Linked DNA regions of Homo sapiens: region 1 is linked to region 2. Evidence: read pairs that join two places in POLR2A ChIA-PET (ENCODE). Cell type or tissue: PC-9. All regions are shown on one strand.

What was found. Peaks named below come from ENCODE experiments on the same cell type or tissue, not always from the same donor. Only the 100,000 strongest peaks of a DNase experiment are listed, where the experiment ranks them.
Region 1: POLR2A ChIA-PET joins it to region 2 with 16 read pairs; 2 of 35 experiments call an interaction of 5 or more read pairs at or near these places.

What each region holds. Positions count from the first base shown.
Region 1 is chr6:113,883,746-113,891,745 of GRCh38, reverse strand. LOC124901382 (a long non-coding RNA gene) reads right to left here. Exons shown (of 3, transcript XR_007059716.1): 2 at 6,534-8,000; 3 at 5,960-6,423. Among named protein-coding and RNA genes, the nearest start is that of MROCKI, 14 kb to the right of the region's middle. In PC-9, no CTCF peak of the experiment used is centred here; a DNase peak (open chromatin) is centred at 3,066.
Region 2 is chr6:113,196,764-113,204,763 of GRCh38, reverse strand. It overlaps LOC105377953 (a long non-coding RNA gene), which reads right to left. Exons shown (of 6, transcript XR_942891.2): 6 at 7,224-7,463. Among named protein-coding and RNA genes, the nearest start is that of LINC02518, 230 kb to the left of the region's middle. In PC-9, no CTCF peak of the experiment used is centred here; no DNase peak of the experiment used is centred here.

The sequences.
Region 1 (8,000 bases), 690 kb before region 2:
CAGCTTCCTCACCTTTTTTAACCTTTATAGCATTAAAGAGAGTTGGATTCTTCCTCTGGATTAGGCTTTGGCTTATGGGAGTGTTGTGTCTAGTTTGAACTTCCATCCAGACCACTAAACCTTTCTCTATATCAGCAATAAGGCTGTTTGGCTTTCTTTCTTTCTTTTTTTTCTTTTTTTGACAGAGTCTTGCTCTGTGACTCAGGCCGGAGTGCAGTGGCACAATGTTGGCTCACTGCAACCTCTGCCTCCCAGGTTCAAGTGATTCTCCTGCCACAGCCTCCCGAGTAGCTTGGACTACAGGTGTGCATCACCATGCCTGGCTAATTTTTATATTTTCAGTAGAGACAGGGTTTCACTGTCTCTACTAAAAATATGGAGTTTCACCATGTTGTCTAGGCTGGTCTCGAACTCCCGACCTCAAGTGTTCTCCCGCCTCGGCCTCCCAAAATGCTGGGATTACTGGTGTGAGCCACTGTGCCCAGCCTTTCTTTTCATTCTTGTGTTCATTTGAGTAACACTTGTAATTTCCTTCAAGAACTTGCCCTTTGAATTCACGGCTTTGCTATTTGGCGGAAGAGGCCTAGCTTTGGCCTATCTTAGCTTTGGACATGTCTTCCTCAATAAGCTTAATCATTTCTAGCTTTTGATTTAAAATGAGACACATAGAACTCTTCCTTTCACTTGAATACTTAGGGGCCACTATAGGGTTATTAACTAGCCTACTTTCAACAGTGTTGCATCTCAGGGAATGGGAAGTCTTGAGGAGAGGGAGAAAAATGGGGAACAAATGATCAGTGGAGCAGTCAGAACACAAAACATATATCGATTAAGTTAGCTGTCTTCTATGGGTGTGGTTTTTGGCACCCCAAAACAGTTACACTATAACAGCAAAGATCACTGATCACAGATCGCAGTAACATATATAATAATAATGAAAAATGTTTAAAAGATTGAGAGAATAATCAAAATGTGACACAGAGAAATAAAATGAGAACATGCTGTTGGAAAAATGGCTGTGATAGACTTACTCAATGCAGGGTTACCACAAACCTTGAATTAGTAAAAAACGCAGTATCTGAAAAGTGCAGTGAAACAAGATATGCCTGTATATATATGTGTGTACACAAAGACACACACACCCCACTTTTCTGCAGCTTGGATTTTCTCTAACAGTGTACCTTGGACATTGTTGTGTTTATTCTATTTTATTTTTATTTATTTACTTTTAGCGACAGGGTCTCACTCTGTCACCCAGGCTGGAGTGCAATGGTGTGATCAAGCTCATCTCCTAGGTTCAAGCGATCCTCTTGACTCAGCCTCCCGAGTAGCCAGGACTACAGGCATGTGTCACCATACCCACTAACTAAAACAATTTTTTTTGTGGAGACAGGGTCCTGCTACGTTGCTCAGGCTAGTCTCAAAACTCCTGGCCTCAAGGGATCCTCCCACCTCAGCCTCCCAAAGTGCTGGGATTATAGGCATGAGCCATGGTACCCAGCCTGTTTTTTCTTTTAAGCTATCTAAACAGCTTAATTTTATTGATATGCCATAGTTCGTAAACAATTACCTCAAGATGGTTAAGTTTTTCTGATCTCGTGCTACAAAAATGGTACTGCAATGACTATTATTGAATCTACATCACTTTGCTCATGAATTAATTTTTTTTTTTTTGACCGAGTTTTACTTTGCTGCCCAGCTGGAGTGGGAGTGCAGTGGTACGATCTCGGCTCACTGCAACCTCTGCTTCTTGGTTTCAAGCAATTCTCATGCTACGGCTAATTTTTGTGTTTTTAGTAGAGATGGGGTTTTGCCATGTTGTCCAGGCTGGTCTCAAACTCCTGGGCTCAAGCAATCCACCTGCCTCTGCCTCCCAAAGTCCTGGGATTACAGGCATGAGCCACCGCACCAGGCTGAATTGAATATTTGATCAACAATTTAGTGACATGGAAGAATTGCATTTAAGATGCTGTTCAAGCTTTATGTTTTGCTGAGATATCGAAAGCTATGAAATTCTCACTGTATAACGCTACTTTTTTCATCTTTTGCATATGCCTGACTCATACAACTAATTGTTTAGATCCTAATATAGCTTTGACAGATACAAACATGTTGAACATCCCCAGCATCTTTCTCCTTATCCAGTTTTTTTGATGAGGACACACTACAAAGTTCAGCTTAAAATCAGTGAAATAAAGGAGAGGAGAAATCACAAAGTCCCATGACTCCATGACTCCAGGGTGCTTCCTACTGAGTGGCCCTTCTGGAACACAGCAACCACATGTGGTTTTCAAAGTGTTACTTTTCAGATGTAAGAAAATAGAAACACATGAAAACAATTACACAGGGAAAAAAATCAAGAAAAGTTGGAAGTATTTTTAGGATAACATAATGCAGCAAAAACACAAGTTTAGAAACATCTTTGAAATTCAAACTAGAATTCTTAGGTTATTTTTGAGTAGCTGAAGGCAGTTGAGAAGAAACAAACGTAAGACACCTACAAATCCCATAATTCTGTCACTGTGTGGTAACGGATAGGTGTGTGTGTGTGTGTGTGTGTGTGTGTGTGTGTTGCGTTTAAGAATATAGTGTTCAAGAAAAAATGTCAGGCCAACCATGTGTAAACAAATCTCTCCAAGTTCCAAAAATTTCCTGATGGAATATCTTACATCATCTCAGAATTTCAAAGTCCCTGAAAATAAGCTAATTAGTTGAAGGCTGACCTAAGAGGTTACTCTCTAGGCCAAGTGTTTCAAATGCCCATTGCAAAGTGATGGCAGTGCATGTCTGAAGGCCATTTCTGCACTTGTCAGGGTATTCATCCCTTGGTAGCCTCTTTAAAAATGCAATCTTAGAAGAGGAAGATTCACCTTTGAAGGTTACTTACTGATCTTTCTCCAGGCTTGGTCCATGCAGGAGAAAAAAGTCAGATGCACTTCTGGGTTTCACTTGGAAGAAAAACTGAAGCTCTACCTGCTCTCCTGCCTCTCAGATGAATGAATGTGGCCCTATGGGCTCAGTCTACCCTGCTACCTTTGATCTTAATCATGACTCATAGTGACTTACTAGGAAAAGCCTCTGAGCTCCTAGATTGCAAGGCATATAGTTCCCCAGTTTGAGGTGAGGCTGGGCACCTGTCTGCAGTTGAGCACACATCATTTGTGGCTCACCTCCTGATGTTCCTGGACTGGGACCCTTTCTCTGGGTAGAGCCAAATATGCAATGCCTGCCTTCTTCCTGCTCCCCTTATCACTCACCTCCTCCCCTCACTTAATTTTTCTTTGACCTCTAACTCCATACCTCTTCAGTCTGACACAATGGACCAGATACCAGCTTTGGAAACAAACAGATTTAGTTCAAATCTGGCTCTACCACTGAACCAGTGTGTGGACTCGTTGTTGCCTAGAAGAGTTAGCTCCCGCCTCCCCTCCCAATACCCTAAGCCTAAAGGAACCCATGTTACTGCAAAACAGATCTTAATCTTACATGTGCACATAAAACCAGTCCAAAATTATATTTAAGACACTCAAATACAGATTATCTACTGGAGAGGGCATAGGACCTAGGCTATTGTGGGGCAAAGACGGGAAGTATACTTTCTGTTGCATATTTTTTAAATTTTAAGTATTTGAATCATTTGAATATATTATCCACGCAACAAAAGTATAAGAAGAGAAATGAATAAAAATACATCTTAGAAAATTTTTATGCAAATCAAATGACTTTCCCATAGATAAAATATAATAAATTTATTTTATTTAATATAGAGTTTGACAAATAAATTTACTGAAATAGCCACAACTATGAAATGTAATGAACTGTATTATATCTGAATTATAATCTAAGGCAATGAAGAAAAACTGTATTATTTCAATTCTCTTTCCTTATTCCATCGAATGTGTGATAAAAATTTATTGAGTAAAATGCTAACGTTTATAGAGCACTTAACAGTTTACAAAGTCTTTCATGCACTCCAATTATGATCTTCCACTCACAGAAGCAGCCAGGGCAGGCATGATTATTTCACTTCCCAGCTGAGGAAATAAATTCCCATTTGTCCAAAGTCACAGAGCAAACAAGTGGCAGAATTGGAATGTGAATCCAGTTCTCCTGGCTCTGAATGAGGCCATAATGTTTCCCCTAATTTCAGGCAGAATTCATACATTAACTGTTTAAATTTAACTTAAGAGACTGGAAAAAGAAAAGTAAAATTTAAATAACTATCCTATTGACATCACCACCATACTCAAACATACTATGTTTTACACCTCACTAGTTCAACTTTTCTATTCTGAGACCACCAGTGTATTGCTCAGGAACACCTGACACCTTCTCAGACCGCAAAGTGGACATATTTATGGTGCATCCCTACTTTGAATGGAGTCAAGAGTAGAGAGTTGAAAACAGATGGTCTAGGTAAGAAATGAAAATCAAGGCCAGGAGCAGTGGCTCACGCCTATAATCCTAGCTCTTCGGGAGGATGAAGTGGGTGGATCGATCATGAGGTCATGAGATCGAGACCATCCTGGCTAACATGGTGAAACCCTGTCTCTACTAAAAATACAAAAAATTAGCTGGGCGTGGTGGCACATGCCTGTAGTCCCAGCTACTTGGGATGCTGAGGCAGGAGAATCACTTGAACCCAGGAGGTGGATGTTGCAGTGAGCCGAGATTGCACCACTGCACTCCAGCCTGGGTGACAGAGCGAGACACGGTCTCAAAAAAAAAAAAAAAAAAAAAAAAAATCAAGACTTTTCTTACCCTGAAGAGCATGATGAACTAATACTGATACTATACGATGACAAGATATGCTATGTTGCACATTGGAAAAAGAGTATTTTTACATATTTAGTTTATTTAAGGGAAAATGGTAAATTGAATTATGTGTGCACCATGGTATGAAAAAATGTGAAAAAGGAGAATTTCACTGTTTTGTTTTTTTCTCCCACTCCCACAAGCAATTCTCTTTTTAGCAGTAACTAAAGAAAGCTAAACATTTATTTTTATCTTTTAACTGTTCCATTTTGTCTTGTCATCATCTTTTGATTGCATATAACTGAGTGTTTTTTTTTATTTAATCAGTAAGTTTAGGGCGATCTAACTGCAGGCAATCTAAATGCATGCATGTGCACACACACACACAGACACACACACACACACACACACACACACAAGAACTATTATTTCATAGCATAGTTGTTGAAGGGCTTTGGAATCAGAAGGCCTGGATCATGCCCTGATATTTAATACCTGTGAGACTTTGGGCAAGTAACTCAGTCATTCTAAAGATGACTTCCTACCTTAGAATGATGTGACAATCCGCTAAAAAACATAGGTAAGTAAAACTGTAGTTCTTGGAACATGACATTCATTTGCTCACGTATTCACTCATCATTTGTTCATGAATTCATTCGATGACTAGTTACTAGCACCTATTTCATGCAGGCCCTGAGCCAGGTCCTGGAGATACAGCAGGGAACAAAACAGAGCAACTCTGGCCCCAGACAGTTTATATTTTCTGAAAGGAGACCAACAACAATATGTAAGGTAAAATTTTAGAGTGGCAATTAGTCTATTAAAAAAGTAATAGGTATAGGGGACAGTGTTAGGGGTGCAGTTTTAATTTGATTGGAGAAGGCTATGCTAAGAAATAATGGGTTTAATTCAAGTTAGTTGTTAAAATTATTATAATTGTTGCTGGGCACAGTGGCTTCCACCTGTAATCCCAGCATTCTGGGAGGCTGAGGCGGGCAGATCACTTGAAGCCAGGAGTTCGAGACCAGCCTGGACAACATGGTGAAACCTTGTCTCTATGAAAAATGCAAAAAAATTAGCCAGGTGTGGTGGTGCATGCCTATAATCCCAGCTACTTGGGAAGCTGAGGCAGGAGAATCCGTTGAACCTGGGAGGCAGAGAATGCTGTGAGCTGAGATCGTGCAACTGCACTCCAGCCTGGGTGACAAAGCAGTACTTTGTCTCAAGAAAAAATTATTATAATAGTAATATATTCTATATTCATATATCGTATTTGCAAGTCTTTGTGAGTAAACTAATGACTGTGATATAATTATAATAGCAAGCACAGAAGATCATTAAACACACATGTACAATGGCCACGCTTAGCTTTCCTCTCTGAAAAGAATTTAACATCCTAGAATTGTTCTGTGGGTCCCTATTATTAAACACTTAGTTTACATAAAATTTTATAGCAGATCTTGTATAAAAGTTATAATAATATTATGGTGAAAACTAGCCTGAATTTACCAGGCAAATGAAGAAAATAGATCTAATTCTTCAAAATAAATGCTTTCTGTAGTGTGGAGTGTCCATTTTGCAGTTCCTTGACTTGGCAAAGTTACTTGCTCCTGGTCTGAAGCTTCCTTTGAAGCAGTTATTACATCTGGAGAAAACAGGCCCCTGTACCTGGGGTCAGGACATAGTGAAAGGTATTTTATTACTCTTCAGAAAATAGAATCTTTATTCAGATTCCTTTTATTCTCTTGGCCCCACTAGTTCTTCCCTTTATTTCTTACCTTTTAGTTTATTTTCTTTCTACCTTTTCCTTTCTTCTTTACTTTCTTCTCTCAGATTCCTCCTCTTCTTCCTCTCTTCCTTCCTTCTTTTTGGTAGCTCTCTTCTCAGTGCAAGCTATGTAAAGAATAGGAAGCATTTTACCGTCAAGTGAGAACATTTCAGACTACACAGAATGAGAATCTTCATAGTCGATAGGCTCCCTTCACTCAGGAGAGCTTGAATCATCTGAAAGCTTTGCCCAAATCTCCAGTAAGAGGAGGGGTGCCATGCAGCAGCTGTGTGTCTCCAAGAATTCAACCTCTCTGAATCTCAGTTTCCTCAACAACCGCAATTACACATTCTGGTGGAAGTTTGTTTTATCTATTAGAAATACTAGATGAAAGTGCTTGGCCCTTTGGCATTGCAATGCGGCAACTGCTGAGTGATGTCAATGCATGAAATTTGAAAGGATGGTGATCGATTCATTACATGTTCCAATAAAAATATTAATGAGTTATTTTTAAAAAGTGCTTGGCATTCTATAGGCACTAATGAGTTATTGTTTCCGCACTTGGAGGTGTTCTCTGCAGTTTTCTCTTCGAGCCCAATCCTTCCTTTCTGTCCTCTCAGATGTGTCTGTTCTTCTTCTCAGTCTAATATAAGCTTTTCCTCAGTTTCTTTGGGTTACCACAGCAGCAGGTCCTTTCTCTCTGATTCTAAAGATCTTTGCCTAGGTCTGTGCATGCATGAGCTGATCACTGTCTTTCTCAGTTAGTTGTTGGCAATGCCAGGGCAGGAACCAGGGCTCCTTGACTATGGGTGTGCGGCTTTTCCTTCATGACACCATATGGCCTCTGAGAGCTGGCATTTGATTTTCATTTAATTGAAATTCTCGTAGAAGATCATCAACAATACTATTAGCAGGAACCAGCTTTTTAAATGGTCAGAATAATCCTTGTCTGTTTTTGGAGATGTTGTCTTGCTCCTAGAACAGCTGTGAGTGTGTGAACTCATCAGTGATGTGGACACTGCCCAAATAGTAATCAGCAAAGAAATCTTATAAAATTACCAACAGATTACTGCTTCAGCCTGCCAGCACTTTCAGTGCCAGCCAGCCTGTTTTTGTTTTTCTTTGTTTGTTTTCCACTGCAATAGGTTGCAATTTAGAGTAAGTCTTTGTGGACTATGAATGAAAATAGAGTTTCACACTCAATTGATAAGCTTTGACAAATGAAAAAACACATACATGGTATATTTGGGACAATAAACAGGAACCTAGAAAACTAGGGATTCATCTCTCCCTTTCCTTTACCTTAATAATATGAGACAAATGTAATAAAACTCTGTCCTACCCCCATCATAATGCTGTACATGTAAGGAATGCCAAAGAAGTATATGATATTTCTTGCCCTTCATGGTGGATAAATGTCAGAAATTGTATCACAATGACCATGGTACAAATAATTCACCAGGACAGAAAAGAAAAA
Region 2 (8,000 bases):
TCTTTCTCTTCTTCTTCTTCTCTCTCCTTTCTTCCTTCCTTCCTTTTTTTCTTCCTTCTTTATTTCCTTTCTTTCTTTCTGAGATGGAGTTTTGGTCTTATTGCCCAGGCTGGAGTGCAGTGATGCAATCTCAGCTCACTGCAATCTCTGCCTCCTCGGTTCAAGCAATTCTCCTGCCTCAGCCTCCCGAGTAGCTGGGATTACAGGCGCCCACCACCACACCCAGCTAATTTTTTGTATTATTAGTAGAGACAGGGTCTCACCATGTAGACCAGGCTGGTCTTGAACTCCTGACCTCAGGTGATCCTCCCCCCTGGGACTCCCAAAGTGCTGGGATTACAGGTGTGAGCCACCGTGCTCAGCTGACTTATCCCATTTTTCCCTATTCTTAGTAGCTTATCTCAAAATCCATTTTCTCTATAAAATTTTCTGGTAAAACTGGCAATTTGATAACTTCCCATCCTATCTCACACTGTTTAATCTGTATCCTTAGTCCCTGATGGTGTTTAATTTAGCAGTTTGTTTAACTTGTTTTATGTCTAATTATTTGAGGTGTGAGAATTCTGTATCCCCCAAATGGATGTGTATTTCTTGGAGGCTGGGATTTTACAAAATACTCAGTACTCTGGGAATGAGGCGAAGGGAGTATAGGCACTGCGAGGCTGGACTTTCTCCCTCACATCTTCAACAGGCTTCCGGGACATGGGGAAATGCCCATGTGTGCAAGTTTCTATGGCAGTGTCCTGACCCGAATGTTGCTAAAATAATTGCTAAGTGGTCTCTTATAGGAGTGGAGCTGATTTCCCCAGAGCTGCCCCTCTCAGTACGGTCCACTGTGAAAACACAGTGAGGGCTAATTGTTTTCTGACAGATTTATAATTCCACTAAATCAATGCCACCATTTAGACCAGATGGAAAGCTGTGGACCAGACTGGCAAAAAGAAATATGGGCTTCCACCTTTCCTTTTCCCTTATTTTAGAGGACAAGTAGCCATGGAGGGAGTCAACAGGTAGGTGGGAACTTGGGTACACTGCTATTGCCACATGTGGGAAGATGGGGGCGTAGTGATCATATCTTGTAGTATGTGTGAATATATGTTTAATGTATTAGGCAACAATACTGTGGTGCACATTTATTTGTATTCTTTTCCAGATACCACACACTGCAGGCATTACAATAGCTATTCAGCTGTACAGCTACTTATAATTATACACAGTTGAAATCTCTCTGAGCCACTCTCTCCCTGCTGCAGCCTATAGGAAGCAAACATATAATACATTTGGTTCTCCCCATGCATTTTGACAACTTTTTAAAAGACATCAGGATAATGTTTGCATGCATTATGTAGCTAGAATAATGAAAACCCCATTACAAGATCTAAAATTCCTAGATTCTCTTAAAGTGACATAAATCAAGCCCGTTTGACATCACCATTTCAAGCACTCATGTTGCAGGCACCAGGCAGAGTATGCAAATGTAAATGGTGCTTTTTAGTGACAGAGAGGGTGAAGCCTCAAACAGAAAGATTTAGAATGAGCTACATTTGATACCCAAAGATATAAAATACTCTTCCTCTCTTGGTGGACACAAGCAAGTGTCTTGGGCTATTTTAACTGCCAGTGATCATAATAGCTTCTTGGTGTCCCATTGATCTGAGTGATTAATATCCTTATCTAATGGAGTGCAGACCGTATGAGATGTTTATAACCTCCACACCTCCTCTCAACACTAATGTGGGCTTGGCTATGTGTAATAGGGCTATAATTCTCCCATGAGCTCCCAGCGCATCCTAACCTGCAAGTGATGCCATGGTGATTTAGTAACACCATCAGTGATCTGGGGCTGAATTATCTTTACATGGGCAGTTGTACATTTGGTTGTTTATAATCTACTTTGTTAAAATTTTAATGATAATGGAAGATCATTCTCCTGCTTTGATGGTACTTTTCATTTGTTTTTAAAAGGTGAAAGTGTCTGTTTAATTCTTTAAGACAACTTTTACTGGTAGCTTTACTGCCTTAAAAGTTCAGATTGTAAAATAAACTATTCTGGAAGTTTATGGTTTCTTAATAGAACACAAAATCTGAAAGCCAAATAACTTGTATAAAAATATTGAGGTATATAGCCTCTGGTGTAATCTATTTGAGATGATCTTGGTCTGAATTTTCTTTCTCTTTTTTTTTTTTTTCCCAGAAACTGGGTCTCACTCAGTTGCCCAGGCTGGAGTATAGTGATGTGATAACAGCTCACTGCAGCAGCCTCCACCACCCCCCAGGCTCAAGTGATCCTCCCACCTCAGCTTCTTGAATAGCTGAGGCACCACTGCCCTGGCTATATTTTTGTATTTTTGTAATTTTTGTATAGATAGGGTTTCACCATGTTGTCCAAGCTGATCTTGAACTCCTGGGCTCATGCGAGCTGCCTGCTTCGGCCTACCAAAGTGCTGAGATTACAGGTATGAGCCACTACATTTGGCCTGAATTTTCTCAATATTTCTGTTATTTTACCAAAAATGTATGAGTGAACATTAATTAAGGGTGTGTGTGTGTGTACATGTGTGTGTATCAAAGAGAGAGAGATTTCCCAGTACCAGGTACTGAGATCTTCTTTATTTCAAAATACATTTTTGTAATATAAAGTGGAAAAATTAAGTAACAAAATACCCCTTCAGCTATTGTTTCTTATTAAAATTAAATATATAAATTACTTTCATTGTTTTAAGAGAAGAGATGCTAAATTTATTTCCACAGTAATTTAGCTAATTCTTTCCTTAATATTTCATTTGTCTTGACATAAGCAAACAAAAACTGAAGCTCTGAGTGTATACATTTGCATATGTGCACACACGCATGTGTATGAGCATGAATTTTATGTATCTGTGTGTCCCTGCATATTTTTACATGCATACTTGTGTATGTTTGTGTGCGTAGGCATTCATGTGGGCCTTTGTGTGTGTGCATGTTTGTGACTATGTATATGTATATAAACAGGGGCAGTTTGTGCAGACCTCATATTAGGTTAATTTTCAACTCAGCATAAATTCACTGAGCATGTATGTATGTCCCTAGCATTTAGTGAGACACACATGATCCAAAAATGAGTATGATCCTGTTTTAGACCTTAAAAATATCAGAGCAGAACAGGAGCGATAACTTTGGATACAAAGAGCAATGCAGCAAAGTAATAAAATGCCTGTTTTACTAATTTATTGTATGAAGAACTTAGCAGATAGGATGGGCTTACACATTCAGAGAAAGGATAGACAATCAATAGAGGAAGATCATGATGATATTTGAGAGAGTATTGAAGCTTAAATAGTATTTTGCCCTTTAGAGAAACCAGGAGAAGGTAAATTAGAACAAAGAGAGCAGAGTGAACAGACAAATGGAGTTGTGACAGCGCATGCTGTGTTGGAGCAATGGTTATTTAAATGTTAGGAGCATAGGGAACATGAAAAGAGAAAGGAAATTAAGATTGCCTGAGTGCCTACTGCAATATAGGGAAACATGGTGGTGGAAAGGTGGGCTTTGTCACTGAATTGTCCACACGTGACTCTCATCTCTTCCATTTACTAGCTGTGTGATTTTGTGCAAATAACCTCTCTGAGCCTTGGTTTCTTTTTGTGATAGTAACTACAGTGAGGATTCATTGAAATGATAAACTTGATACAATGACTGGTATATAGTAAGCATTTAATAAGGAGTATTTAACTACTATCTTGTGCTTGTCCTGGAGATAATATTGATAGCTAGAAGTTATTAAGCTTCCTACATCACAGATATATACATCATGCCATTTAATTTTTACAATAGCTATTTGACATGATTACTATTATTATCCCCACTTAGAGATGAGAACATCTTAGGGAGGTCACAGAGAAGAGTAGGGCCACACCTGGTTTTGCCTGACTCTGGAGGCTGGCCATTATGTCTCCTCTCGGGGAGATCATTGGTAGGAAATAAGCCTAGAATGGAAATTGGTGTTCAAATGGTGAAGCTCTGGAATACTAAGGCAAAGAATCTGGATTTTTTTTTCTCCTCAACAGTAGAAAAGCATAAAATATTTTTCTTAGGGAAATTATACTACCATTCATTCATTACTTCATTAATTTAGCAGTTAGATATTGTACTCAGTAAAACATGCTTGTGATTATTTTATTTTATCTTCGAATGTAAAGCTCTGCTTCCTACTATTGTCTGACATTCTTGGGCCTGACTTGTATTTTCTTAATCTATGAAGTCCAAGCTACTATATGCCACACATTGAGCTAACCACTGGAGTAAAATTGTGAGCAAAAGCAGGCGTGGTTCCTGTCCTCAGAAAATGGACGGTTTAATGTGTATGTAGGGAGAGTGGAGGATAATGTATCTAATAAGTACACAATGGTAAAATCGCCACTGTGACAAATGCTACAAAAGTGAGATCCAACATGGTGTGAGCTCAGATTAGAGGGAAATTCAACCAAGACAAATAGGTCAAAAATGTTTTCCTTGAGCAAATGAGGCTTGAACAGAGAACTGAAAGATAAGTATGGCCTAACTGATCAAAGAATAGAAAGGGAGAGGAATGGCACAGGCAAAAACCCTGTGAGGAGAGAAAGCATGGTGAGTCCAAGGGGCAAAGGGAACTAGAGTATCTGGAGAAAGCAGATCTAAAGCAATGCTGCTCAATAAAAATACTATGAGAACCACACATCAATTTTTTTTTCTAGTAGCCACATTTTAAAAAGTAAACAGAAACAGGTGAATTAATTTTTATTAAGTATTTTATTTAACCCCATATATCCAAAATATTGTCATTGCAACATATACTCAATATAAATATTATTAATTTCATACTTTACCTTCTTTTTCTTATACTGTTTGAAATCCAGTGTGCATGTTAAGCTTTCAACACATGTCCATTCAGATATTACATTTTCATTGGGAATACTTGATCTGTATTTAAATTTCATAACATTCATGATTAAAAAAGTAAATTCATACAGCCAAGTTGTTCCAAACACACTTAAAAGTTTTTCAATAAACTGAATTGAGTATTCATTTTTAAAATTTAAGTTATAATTAATTAAAATTGAATAAAATAAAAAATTCAGTTCCTCAGTCACACCAATCACATTTCAGTTGATCAACAGTCACAGGTAAGACTGGCAGTTACCCCACTGAGCAGTGCAGAGTGGGGGAATGAGACTACTGCCAGATCATTCAGGTCATATAAACCTCATAAAGGATTTTGTCTTTATTCCAAGATCAGTGGGCACCACAGAAGAGTATTAAGCATGGGGTAACATGAAGAGATTTAAAATGTGAAAAGATTACTCACCAGCAGTGTGGAGAATGTTGATAAATAGGAATGCCAATGCTACAATTTAGGCCACAGATCATGATAATTTGGATAAAAGTGTTGATGGAGATAGAAGTTCACGGATTCAATAAATACTTAAGGAATGAAATCTGCAGGAGGAGTTGATGATGGAGTTGAAATAGAGGGAGATATTGAAAGAAGACCAGATTGCAATTGGTTGTTGCATTATCAATTTATCAATGGGTCAAGAATTTAGACAGGACTTCATGGGGATGGCTTGTCACTGTTTCATGGTATCTGGAATATCACCTGAAGAAAATCAAATGGCTGGAAATGGCTTGGATGGCTTCAGATGTGAGTATCTGAAGGCTTCTTCATTCTCATGTTTAAAGGCTGGCATGGAATGACTAAAAAGCTTAGGCCTAGCTGGGGTTGTCTACTGGGATGACTATACACAGCCTCTACATGTAGGTTGGGCTTCCTCATGGCAGCCTTAGCATTGTTGAAGTTCTCTCATGGCAGCTTTCCGTAAGCATTCCAACAAATAAGGTTGACATTATTCTATATCTAGTCTCAGAAATCACAAACCTTCACTTCCACTGTACTATTGGTTGAAACAATCACAAGCTCACACAGATTCGAAGAGAGGGTACAGAAACCCCACCTCTCAATGGAAAGAATTTCAAAGAATTTACAACTATGTTGTAAAGCCATCTCAGTATAATCTGGGACATTCTCACTTGAAGGTACCTCTGAGTCATCTAAGAGGGGTAGTTGGATACTCTGGTCTGAAGATCAGAGATGAAGTTAGGATGGAGACATACATTTATAAATTGTCTGTATCAGTGTGGTAATTAAAGTATAAGTGAGAACTCCTAAGAAGAGAGTCTAGGCTGAGTAGATTGCCTTGAGGAATTTCAAGCAATGGCTTCTCTGTAAAGAAAGAACTCTGCAAGAGGAGCAAAGAAAATGAAGCCAGAATCTCAGGAGAAAGACAGGAGAGCATCAGGCTTGGAGAGGCAGAAGAAACCTGCGGTTCAGGAAGGAAAGAGGTATTTTAAATCTTCTGTGATGTCAAGAAAGGAAAGGCAGGTAAATATGTCTCGTGTTTATTGACAAGGAAGTCTTTGTTTACCTTTTGAAATTATTTTGTTGTTTTAGGAAGAAAAAATATGAATGCAGTGCAAAAGATGAGTGGCTGCAGGAAAGGCCTGAACTTGGGAAGAAACTGGGGATTGATCTATTCAAGCTATAGAGTCAAAATGACACTTTTAATTGGACTGCAGAGAGCACAAATTGATGAACAAAATGCATAATTTCTCTTTTTTATAGAGATGAACATTTTCATCTAGTCATGTGTGTCATCTTAAATACAATATTACCCAAAATAAAGAAAATAAAATTCTATACTGGGTTTCTTTCACGCAATATTATAGACTCGAGAGGTCTAAATATTTGTCTAGATGTAACTAAAATTTTTGTCAGATTTGGAAAAATATCTAGATGCTGTGGGTTCATTCTATATGTAACCACATAAAACTGCTAAAATAGATCAGAATTTTTAGATATGAGAGAGATAGGCTTTCCATATCTAGATTCCATTCGGTCTGAAAATTTTTTATGTAATAAAATACTCTCACAGTTTTAAAATGAAACTCAAAGTTTAATTACTTAAAATACACAAACACACAAACACATATACAAATCTAATATTGTGGGACAAAAATATTTCATCTCAATGAGAAATAAATATACTTACTTCTAATGTATGTATTAGTTTGAAATTTTATATGAATATAGTTATTTATTCAATGGATTTACAATAATTTCATATTCAAATAACAAGAATTTAAAGAAGGTTCTAGAAATATGACTACTTTTAAAATTATAACTACATCTAGACTCTTTTAAAAATTATTTTTATACAAATATGAAATGATTTTTAATGAACTGGAGTTAGGTGTTTTCGGTTTGAATAACCCAGATACATCCTTCAAATTCCTGCTCCCTTTGTGATGATCTGATCCGATCATATTATTTGTTTTTAGGATCAGTACTGAAAGCTGCTGCTGGATCAATACTAGTTCCAAAGAAGGTTACAGTGACTGGATCATGTATCTCATAGTATGCTTGCTTATATTCACATTTCTGCCAAAACCTGGAAGAGAAGCCAAAGAAATAGAAAACGAGAGTTTATTTTTCTGAATAAACTGGCTTCTGGCACAACATAAGCACTAACACCACACCTCCCAGGATTTTCTTAGTGCCAAATCTGCATCTAAGACTTAAAAAGCATAGTTTGGTTTAGTGGAAAAAATATTAATTGTATATTAAACAAAGTAGTCACATATGTTGCTTTGTATAATAAAAATAGATCAACCATTGTATTAACTTTTAACCTATCTCCCTGATATGCAGACTCAGTTTCCTTTACTTTTCAATCCCTGTGAAAAGAGAGCACTTTTGTCTGATTTTATAAGAAGAGATATCCCAGGATAAAGAGCTGGTAAAGTACGCATTAATGAAGCTATATTGAGCGCTACTTCTATTTCCGCTCCCTTTTAGTTAAAAAAAATCTTTCTTTTTGCTGTTTTCTTTGAAAATTTGGCTTCAATGCTCTCATTCTTTCTTTCTTGTAAACTGTTCATTTTATCTCTTCATTGTGCCACCATATTCTTTAAATGTGGCAGTTTAC